Regions from separate parts of the Mus musculus genome. Here region 2 is linked to region 1. The links are chromatin contacts, found by Hi-C in ENCODE. All regions are on one chromosome and are shown on one strand. Each heading gives the region's core, a stretch centred on a gene start or an enhancer-like site at or near the end of the contact. The rest is flanking DNA. Distances are from core to core; before and after follow the strand shown.

Evidence for each region. A loop is a pair of places that touch in the nucleus more often than their neighbours do.
Region 2: a loop to region 1 is called in a map of heart, with 3 times the contacts of the local background. The contact joins the promoter of Irx3os here to the promoter of Rpgrip1l in region 1. A Hi-C loop is called at or near these places in 2 of 37 maps with a recorded cell type or tissue (gastrocnemius and heart).

The regions. Positions count from the first base shown.
Region 1 is chr8:91,311,053-91,315,894 of GRCm38, reverse strand. It overlaps Rpgrip1l (Rpgrip1-like), which reads left to right and starts at 2,673. Exons shown (of 26, transcript NM_173431.2): 1 at 2,673-2,692. Fto (fat mass and obesity associated) reads right to left here and starts at 2,370. Exons shown (of 9, transcript NM_011936.2): 1 at 2,275-2,370. The coding sequence starts at 2,319.
Region 2 is chr8:91,800,857-91,805,698 of GRCm38, reverse strand. It overlaps Irx3os (a long non-coding RNA gene), which reads right to left and starts at 2,363. Exons shown (of 4, transcript XR_003947581.1): 1 at 1,979-2,363; 2 at 856-1,886; 3 at 1-400. It overlaps Irx3 (Iroquois related homeobox 3), which reads left to right and starts at 4,045. Exons shown (of 4, transcript NM_008393.3): 1 at 4,045-4,734. The coding sequence starts at 4,459.

The DNA.
Region 1 (4,842 bases), core at 1,424-3,923:
AGCATGGATAAGTGTTATAAGATCTACGAACCTCGGCATGGATGAACACGTATGGTGAGTGAAAGCAGCCAAACAGAAAGGTCACATATACATGATTCTATTTATATGGTAATGTTCTGGGGCTAGAGATGGCCCAGTTAATGACGTGCTTGCCACAATCGAGAGGACCTGAGTGTGGATCGCCAGCCCCATGTAAAAAGCCAAGTGCAGTGCAGGCCTGAAATGCCAGCTCAGCAAAGGTGAAGATAGGAAGATCTCCAGGGCTTGCTGAGAAGCAAGCCTAGCTCAGTGAGTGAGCAGCTCGGTGAGTGAGCTCTGAGTTCCAGGAGAGCTCCTGTCCCAAAATAAGGTGAAAAGCAACTGAAAAAGAAACTCAGTGTGGAGCTTTCATCTTGACAGACACACACCAGCACATGCACCTGCATACATGCATACAGACGTACACAGATGACAGACACACACACACATACAATATCCATCAAAGGTGGCCCTAGCAAGCAAACAAACAAACAAACAAACAAACAAATTGCCTAGACACAGAGGTGAAATACTTTGGGAAATGGCAAATGGACGCATTACGCAGTGTAAATAAAGATACAGGATTTTTCCATGGCTGTTTTCCTTGTTAGCCTCCAACCTGTAAGAATCCAAATGCCCAGCCACAGGTGAGTGAATGAATAAGTGGAATCACACAAAGTGCACTACCACTCAGCCACAGAAACGGAACAATTGATAACATGTGCGTTAACACGTATAGGTCTCAAAAATTACTGTGATCAGTAAAAACGGCATCCGGGTATATGCTGTCTGCTTCGGCTTAGATGAAAAACTCTAGAAAGCATAGATTCAACAATCATGACTGATCGCATGACTGCCTGGGGGTAAAATAAAGAAATCGGCTGTAAAGAAATAACTTTTTAAAAGAGCCATGCCCTCTATGCAACTGGAACATTTTGCATATACGTACAGTCAAAACTTATCAAATTGTTCACAACAAATGACTGCAAGATTCTCTCTATACACTGGGCCTTAACTTAGCTGAACAGAAAGTCAAGCAATCACTTACGATTACTGAGACATTGTCTAGGACTTAACACAACTACCTGTGCTTCGCATCAGCCAGTACTTCAATGTCTTTCACAAAGAGACTAGAAATGGAGCTAGGAGATTAGAGAGGGGCAGCTCCTGATCCCTAATGCCACCTAGGAAACAAAAGGCCCTGAGCAAAGGCCAACTTCTGCCAGACTCCGTGTCCATGTCTGTAAAATACATAACTCAGGCCATTACACCCAAGACCCAAAACCCTTAGATTCCTAACTGACTTAGGAATCTTACAAGACAAAATTCTACGACAGCAAGTACTGTACCTGTTTTATTTCCTACTGATCCTCGCTGCCAGTATTTACCTACCATAGAATAAGCACCAAACGGCATAGCCAAGGGCCTTTGGCCAAATGAGCTACAGACAAGAGAGACTTTTAAGATGGGCAGAATCTGTTGTGTCCACTGAGGGGGACTGAATGCTGATAAGTTAGAACAAATCAATAGGTCCCAACTTTGGGGATGGGGGAAAAGGAAAATATTGAGCTTCCAGTGCTCATCTTCATAACGGACTGTTTATACTCTACCTATGTAATATCTGTCTTGCCATCTGCTGCAATGATATGAAATAATTATGCATTTAATGTAGGTGTCTGATACAAAAAAAAAAAAATGCTGCAAATAAGTCGCCGTTGCTGTTACTGTCATCCCAAGGAGTGTCCACTGTCAGAAAGCTGAACAGCAAGGACGGAGTCCAGGAATGTACTACCCACAGAAGCTATGTAAAGCGTATCTGATGTGCTGACCACGCAGACAAGTCATCTGGCCATTGAGGCAATGCTCCAAATAAAAACATGTCACCATACTAAATCTGTGGCTCAGCTGCGCTCGAGCTGAAAACACACAGGTGGTAAACTGGTAAACTGAGGCTCGAGAGTGGCTACAAATATAACCAAGGAATAGGGACAGAAGCAGGACAGGGACATAGATGTCTATCTTTTCATTTCTGACCAAGACTAACTGTATCCAGATCTGCATCCAGAGCAATATGAATTCACAGCACAGACGTGCGCGCGCACACTCACACCACGTCTGCAGGTCTCTTGCAAACAAGGCCCTGACACCCCTTGGCTTAACGCCGAGCATCCACTCAGCCATCCCAGCGGGTCTGCGGGTCCCCTGCCTCTAGCCCGGGACTAACACAGAATCCCAGACGCCCGGAGCCCCACATACCTTAGCTTCCCGCTCTCGTTCCTCCGCGGTCTGGACGCGCTTCATGCTGCTACTAAAGCCGCCTTCGCCACCGTGGGCCGTGTTCCCCCTCGCCCTGGACCCCGCCTCCTGTGTGTAGTTCTCTCAACGGCTCTCTCCCGCCTGGAGCCATTTGCTCTAATACCTAGAAGAACTACCCTTCCCAGAATGCTGCGCGAGACTCCCGAGTACTCCTTGGGCTCCGGAGCTGAATTTCTCCAGTCAGCTAGCAGGGCTAGCGTAGTCCGCTACGCGACCCGCCGACGGCCCGCACCCTACGGAGAACTACATTTCCCAGTGGGTAACGGGACTCACTGTTTTCCCGTGCTCCTCTGGGCCTGCAGAGGCTCGCGCCCTGGGCGCTATAGCAACCGGTAGCTAGCTGAGGGCGAACGCGGAGGTGAGTACTCTGTGAGGTGGGGGCTAATGCAGGTTGGCTGGCTCTTCCGCGGCCTCACAACTGAGCCTGGAGTCTGTTCGAAGCCCAGGATAGACCTGGGATTCTTGCGTGGAAAGCAGTCCATCCCGACACACCTCCACATCCGCAGGCCTGCATCTGACTCGCCCTGACCGCCCGCCCAGCCAGAAACGCAGCTGATAAGAATTGGCAACCCTAAGTCCTACAACTCAAAGGTCCCAGTCACATTTCACTCTGTTTCCCAGAAACTGGGCTTGGATGGTAGAACCTAAGCCTCCCAAGAGGCTTGTTACTGTTGTTGTTGTTGGCTTGTTACTGTTGTTGTTGTTGCTGCTGCTGCTGATTGTCGATTAGTTTTTAAAAGGGGGTCTCCCTATGCATCCTAGGCTGGCCTTAAACTAGCCTTTTTAGCCCATGCTCGTCTCAAATTCAATCAATAATAGGTCTTGCCTCAAGTTCCCACCACCACAATCAGTTTCTAGTGGCCTATCTTTTATTCTTTATTACTGTTTCTCATCTGACTACTCCCATAGTCTGTTAAAGCCATTACAGGGCAGAGACTTTGTTTAAACTCAGTGCCTGGCATTCATTCATTCATTCATTCATTCAATAAATGATAGCGTTAATGTCTACTATGTGACATCAGATAGCAGAAGAGGAACTATTTGGGGGAGGAAGGAGACCAGTGAGAGGAAGCTAGAGAGATGGGGGGGGGAGTGGTAGGGGACAGATATAAGCAAGAAACTATGATATAGGTGTGAAAATATACTAGGTTAAAAATGCATGACATGACAATGAATTACGATACAACTCTGGGATAATGACAAAGGCTGTTGCTGTAAGCAATAAGCCACAGCAGGGTGGTGGCACACTCAGGACAAATTCAGAGTCTACTCAGGGCATGGTGACACCCGACTTTAATCGTAACACTCTGGAAGTAGAGGCAGGGAGATCTTTGAATTCCAGCCAAGTTTATATAGTGAGATGACCCCCCCCCCCATTTTTTAAAGAAAAAAAAAACACAAGGAAAAAATAGAGAATTTGAGGCCAGTATGTTTAGTGTTCTTGGTGAATTTCATGTCAGCCTAGACAGCCTGGGCTTCCCTTGAAAAAGAAAAGTTAGAAACCAGGAAGAAAATTAACACAGAACAGTAAGGGAAACTCTAAGGAAAGGTCAGTTGGACTGAGCTCTGAAGTATGAGGAGACAGAAGAGCCTTAGGAGCAAGATAAAAGCATGCCATATGTGAGGAAAGCAGGGAAGGTTGTAAGTGGATCATAGCAAAGAGGGAGAATTCACTGTGCCATCTACCTACATCAGACCAGTAACAATTTTCTTCTCGGTCATGATAACCAGAAATATCACCAAACAACTAACTCCTGCATTAATGACCTTGAGCAATTGAGCTAGCTTGTCTTAGCTTCTGTTTGTATCTAATGACCTTGAGCAATTGAGCTAGCTTGTCTTAGCTTCTGTTTGTATCTCAGGAACCATTTGAGTAGCCATTGCTTACGCACACTGTAAGCACAGTGAACAATATGTGTTAGCATCAACTTCTGCAGACATTCTTTCAGATATTTGCCCCTAGCAGTGGTTCTCAGCCCATCATGAGTTCCAATCAAAGTTCCAGGCCCTCTCTCTAAGAGAGACTCTTCATGCACATATACGTAGCCACGTCTTCAAATTTCAGACACTGAAATCCAATTCAATCCCTTTATCCATTCAAGTGACTGTTTAATAAATGCTGCTCGCTGAGTGTGCCACCCTCTGTGCCAGCTTCTCAGACAGGTGAACAAGATGGACAAGCATTCTAACGTCTTGGTCTTCACATTCTTCAACCAACATTCTAGAACTGGAAAGTCTCTTCCTTACCAGGGTACTAACAGTTCACATCTAGACCTTTCTAGGAAGGTCAAAGTGGAAATCGAGAGTGTACGTTTTTCCTTATTTATTTGCTTACTATACACTGTATATTCATGTCCACATACAACACTAAGTTACTATGGTATGTCTCTATAGAGAAAAGAAACTGAAAGTTCTAGAACAAGCCATGAAGTAACAAAGGAGGGAGACAAAGTAAAATCACACTGTGAACAAATGGTGCCTCCTCCTTCACAAAGCCTGAAAGGGGCA
Region 2 (4,842 bases), core at 1,114-3,613, 490 kb before region 1:
CACTCGAAGGCCAGTGGCAGGGGCCCTGGTCCGGGAGGTGCAGGCAGAGATGGGCACGCTGGAGAGCCTCGCGCTCCTTCTGGGGCCGCAGGGCCAGTTCGGCGGTGTACAAATCCGGCCTGGGGCCCACGCTGCTGCCGCCGCAGCCTTTCTGACCGGCGGCCTCTCTTAACTCCGAGAAAGAAGTTTGCAAAGTTTGCCTCAAAGTTTCCCGTAGCGCCTCTGGACCAGGGACAGCCTCCCGGGCCCTGACGGCTTACAGGGCTCAGCCAGCGTTGCACGGCAGACGTGCCGGCGCCCGGCCCGCGCCTCCTGGGATGCTCCGAGGCCGGATTCACAGTCAAATGTGAATTCCTCCCGGTGCTACGCCAGGCCATGCATCTGCAAGTCCGTGTGGCTGCTAATAGCGGAGAGAGAGAATGAGAAAGCCAGAGAGGGGGAGAGAGAGAAAAGGAAAAAAATATTCTCAGCTCAATTTAAGTCTCATGGAAAGGGCTTACAACTGTAATTAAATCATTAAATTCTTGTCTACGCTTCACAGAGCGGAGAGAAATTAACTTCCCACCAACCTCATTTTCTATTTGAACATGAAATAATGATTTTCTGCCCGTCTAATTACAAAGCCAACATCTGATCAAGCCAGCATCCAGAGGGGATTATCGCATGCGCGAGTATTAGACCTCATTACCAGCTTGAGTGCAAAATTATTACATCTTGTAATTGGATGGTGAGATTTATATACAGATCGGCCCGGTTTCTGTAAGATTGTAATTACAAGCTTCGTTGGTTAGCTACTTATCAGAACTTTGCAGGAAAACAAAACAAATGACTGAGGAAAACGAGCGTTTCATTAACCTGTAACCCCAGCTGGGGGGGGGGGGAGCGTACGCAGCAGCCTCTGCAAGAAGCTGAAGGATAGCCAGCCCGCACCGCCTCTGGGGGACTCTGAGCCTTGGGAGGAAAGGAGTGAACTCTGTCCGAGCTGGGAGACACAGCTGCAGAAGCTCCCAACGACGGGGGGCACGGGCACATCGGGGAGCTGGACCAGGGGAGGGAAGAGATGGGGGCTGGTGGTTCGGAGTGTCCGACCCCGAAGCTGGTGGGCCTCTGGCTACACATAGGGCACCCCTTGTAGTTGTCCTCCAGCGCGCACAGCTTCGTGCGCCACGTGTCCTCGGCGTACACCTTTTCTGTATGCTCCTGGCGCCCTGATCCCAGACCACAGAGCGTCCGCGGCGAGCGCTTTGTGCACTGTGCCTGTTGGGAGAAAGAGGGGGTGAGGGAGAAGCTCCTGCTGGTCTCCTGCTGTTGCGCTCAGGTCTTTCCCCAATCAACTCCCGATGCACCTGCTTCTCCTCACTCTCTGTGCGAATCTGTCTGTCTGACCTAATCTCCTGGATTAAAAATCCCATGAAAAGCTTCAGCTCTCCGCGGACTCGCGAGTTTAGTCTAAGAGCTGAGTTCCACTGGCCTGGTCTTGTTGAGGAATCAGAGCCATGCAGTGACTCCAGTCGCTTGGGATACTGGGTCCCGGCGTGGGTTGCTGATTTCAGGGCCAGACCAAAGCTCTTCCCAGTTGGTCACGGGGTAACTGGTAGCTGTTTCTACTCCAGGCCTGGGATGCCTGGAGGAATCTAATTAAGCGAGGTTCTTAGGTTCATGCCTGGGTCTAGAGGTTCACCCTCTGGGCCAGGGGCGGCCCCGTGGCCGGCGTGAGTCCTTCCTGAGAACAGCCTGGCTCTTCCGGTGTTCTTTCTCTCAGCCCATCATCGCAATCGGACACAACCAGGTCGATAGCTGGTTAATGCAGTAAGGAAGGAAGGAGCATCTCAGAGGCTCTTGTGTGGTGTTGTTGTGTGGTGTTGCGTTTTGTTTTTCTTTCCCTTCTGAAAAACAAAACAAAACAAACAAACAAACAAAAAGGAATGAAATACTCGTGGTTTTGCCCAGACATGTACAGCGAAACCCCTTCGCCCACCTTGCAATCTGGCTCTGTCGCCCATTGGTCTGGTCCAGTTCTGTGTAGGTAGGTCGTCCCGGCTGTCTTAAAAGACTCACCATCCTATACACAGGAAAGATCCTGGAAAATAATGTCACCTCTATTCTACAACCCTAAGACCTTTGCTTGAGCAGGTGAGCCCTGGCTTCCTGTGACAGGTTTAACCAGAAACGGAATCAGGCTGCGGGGAAGCCATTCGAAGGCCTGAGCTGATCCTACTATGCCTCCTCTGTCCAGGCTCACCTTAAAGCCAACCTCCAGCACCAGGCAAGGAGACCAGGAGACCACAGAGAAGCTGCACAGATTCAATTTAGGAAGACCCCACATGCTGACATCGAACCCTAGACTTGGTAGCTCCCCAAACTTCTGTTTGTGTTTCTCCCACTAATTTTCTGAGTTAGTACCTCCTGGAGCCTAAGGTCAGTGGAATGCAGCCAGAGGTGGGACATGGGGGTCAAAACTGGAGGCCAGGGCCAGGGAGAAAGAAATCCATTCCCTAACTGTATTCACACTAGAGCCCGGCCAGCCCGGGACCCTTAGATTCCTCCAAGCTGGCGAGTTCCGGTTTGATTCTTAGTTCAGTCGGAGGCCCTTGGGGTGGTTTTTCTGCCTCTAAGCTAGGGCTCTTCACTCTACTGAAGAATCGCAGCCGGGGAGTTGTTCAGTCCGCAGGCCCACAGCAGGCCTGGCCCGCGCGTGGGTCGCCGCTACAGCCTTATCTGGGAGCTCCAGCTATCCCGGGAATTTCAGTATGACTTTCCACTGCACACACTAATCCGTGACGGTGGGCACTTGGACACTCACATTTCAAGTTAGATTTAGGAAATATCCTACCATAAAACCAAAGTCTTGCTCCCCGCCCCCACAATGCACACTCTCTACGGCTCTGGGGGAATTCTCGCCAAAAGAAAAACGCTGGGTCTGGGGACCAGAGAGCGGAAAGGGGAGGGGGATAGTGAAATGAATGGTCGCAATTAAAAAAAAAAAAATCACACCAACATAGAAACTTCTCGGAAGAGCTTTCGGAAAGTTCCCAGAGCCTAGGCTCTAAGTTTCTCTGCTCCTCCCCCACTCCATAGCCAGGAGCTCCACCAACTCCTTGCTTGTTCCACCAGACCACCTAGGCGCCAAACTCACTATTTCTTGTGAGGATTCTCAACAAGGTACCCTGGAGGTGTAAATGTAGCAAACTGCGGGGTTCCCCCGCCCTCCCCCCACCCAGCACAGAATAGGTCTTTTAAAGCTCGGAGAGGCAGCACTCCCAACTCCCAGGCAGCACGTTCACTCTTTTAGCTGCAGGCTTAGGCTTTGGAGAACGACCTAGGGACCAGAGCTGAAAAGTGCAAAGGGAGCCACGGGGGGGGGGGGGGGAGGGCGGGAAGCCCCGGAAGCCTGCCTTGGTCCAGGGTCCTGTCCCAACCCGGAACTACAGCTTCGAAGGGGGCTGAGAATTGAGGAGTTGGAAGACCTGAGGGGCTAGGTGACCCTGTACTAAGCCGCCACTCGTGGTCTCGGCTCTCCCCTCCGAGTGCGGGCAGGAGGGGGCGGGAAGAGACTGAGTCCAGTCCCGCCCCGCCCCGCCCGGCGCTCTGTACTCGCGGGGGAGGGCCGCCTCGCCCAGAAGGCTCCCGGGTGATTGGCGACTCCAGGAGGAGACGCAGGGAAAAGTCGAATAAGAGGGCGCGACGTCAGACTCGAGATTTGGGGAAGGGTGAAGGAGGGGGTGGAAGGGCGGGGACGGACACACAGACACTGACGCGGACACACACCCCCCGCACAGCGTTCTAAGTGTCTTCAACTTTAAGCCGCCTTAGCTCAGGGTGCGGAGACCGGGGAAGAGGGGAAGAGAGAACGAGAGAGTAAAGAGATTTAAAAGAGAGGAGTCAGACTAGGAAAAGTGAAGAGAGCAGAAAGGTGAGCAAAAGCAACCGTGAGAAACAGAAAGAGCAAAAAGAACCGCAGTTTCCCAGCGTCCAGGACTGCGAAGGAGCCTCGGGAGCGGAAGCGGCCAGGGGTGGGGTGAGGGGGGACGCAGCGAGGGGAGGGGAGAGGACAGGACAGGAGGAGAGTGTAAACTAGAGGAGGGCGAAGGAAGCGAGGCGCGACACAGCTCCCGGAGAGGAGGGCAGAACTGAGCGCCTAGCGCAGAGCGGCTCGCCCGGCCTAGAGGAGGGAGTGCTGCGCAGAGAGGAGGGGCTTGAGGCCCCGTAGAAATGTCAATCAGAGCCCGGAGCCCAGGGAATCTCGGCCAATCTGTTCGGACCTGACCTGACTCCTCGCTGCCGCCGCTGCCGCCGCCGCCGCCCGCCGCGGAGCAGATCAATAGGCGAACGCGGAGCGCGACGCAGCGCGGCCCGGGCTCGGCCCAGCCCCCGATGCGCTCCGGAGCCGGGGTCCGGAGCTGAGCACGGCGGCTCGGGGGTCCGGGCCCCCAGTCCGTAGGTGCGCCGCGGGCCACCATGTCCTTCCCCCAGCTCGGATACCAGTACATCCGCCCTCTCTACCCACCCGAACGCCCGGGAGCTGCGGGCGGCGGTGGAGGCGGCAGTAGCGCTGGGGGCCGGAGCGGTCCCGGCGCCGGAGCCTCCGAGTTGGCCGCCTCTGGGTCCCTATCCAATGTGCTTTCATCAGTGTACGGGGCACCCTACGCCGCTGCCGCAGCTGCCGCCGCCGCCGCTCAGGGTTACGGCGCCTTCCTGCCCTACGCCACGGAGCTGCCCATCTTCCCACAGCTGGTAAGAGCCAGAGAAACCCGGGAGAGAGGGGTTGGAGTTGGGGTGTGGGGCAAGGTGAGCGTGCAGAAGAAAGCTGGGGTCCCGGCGGGAGGATAAAGGTGGGGACGG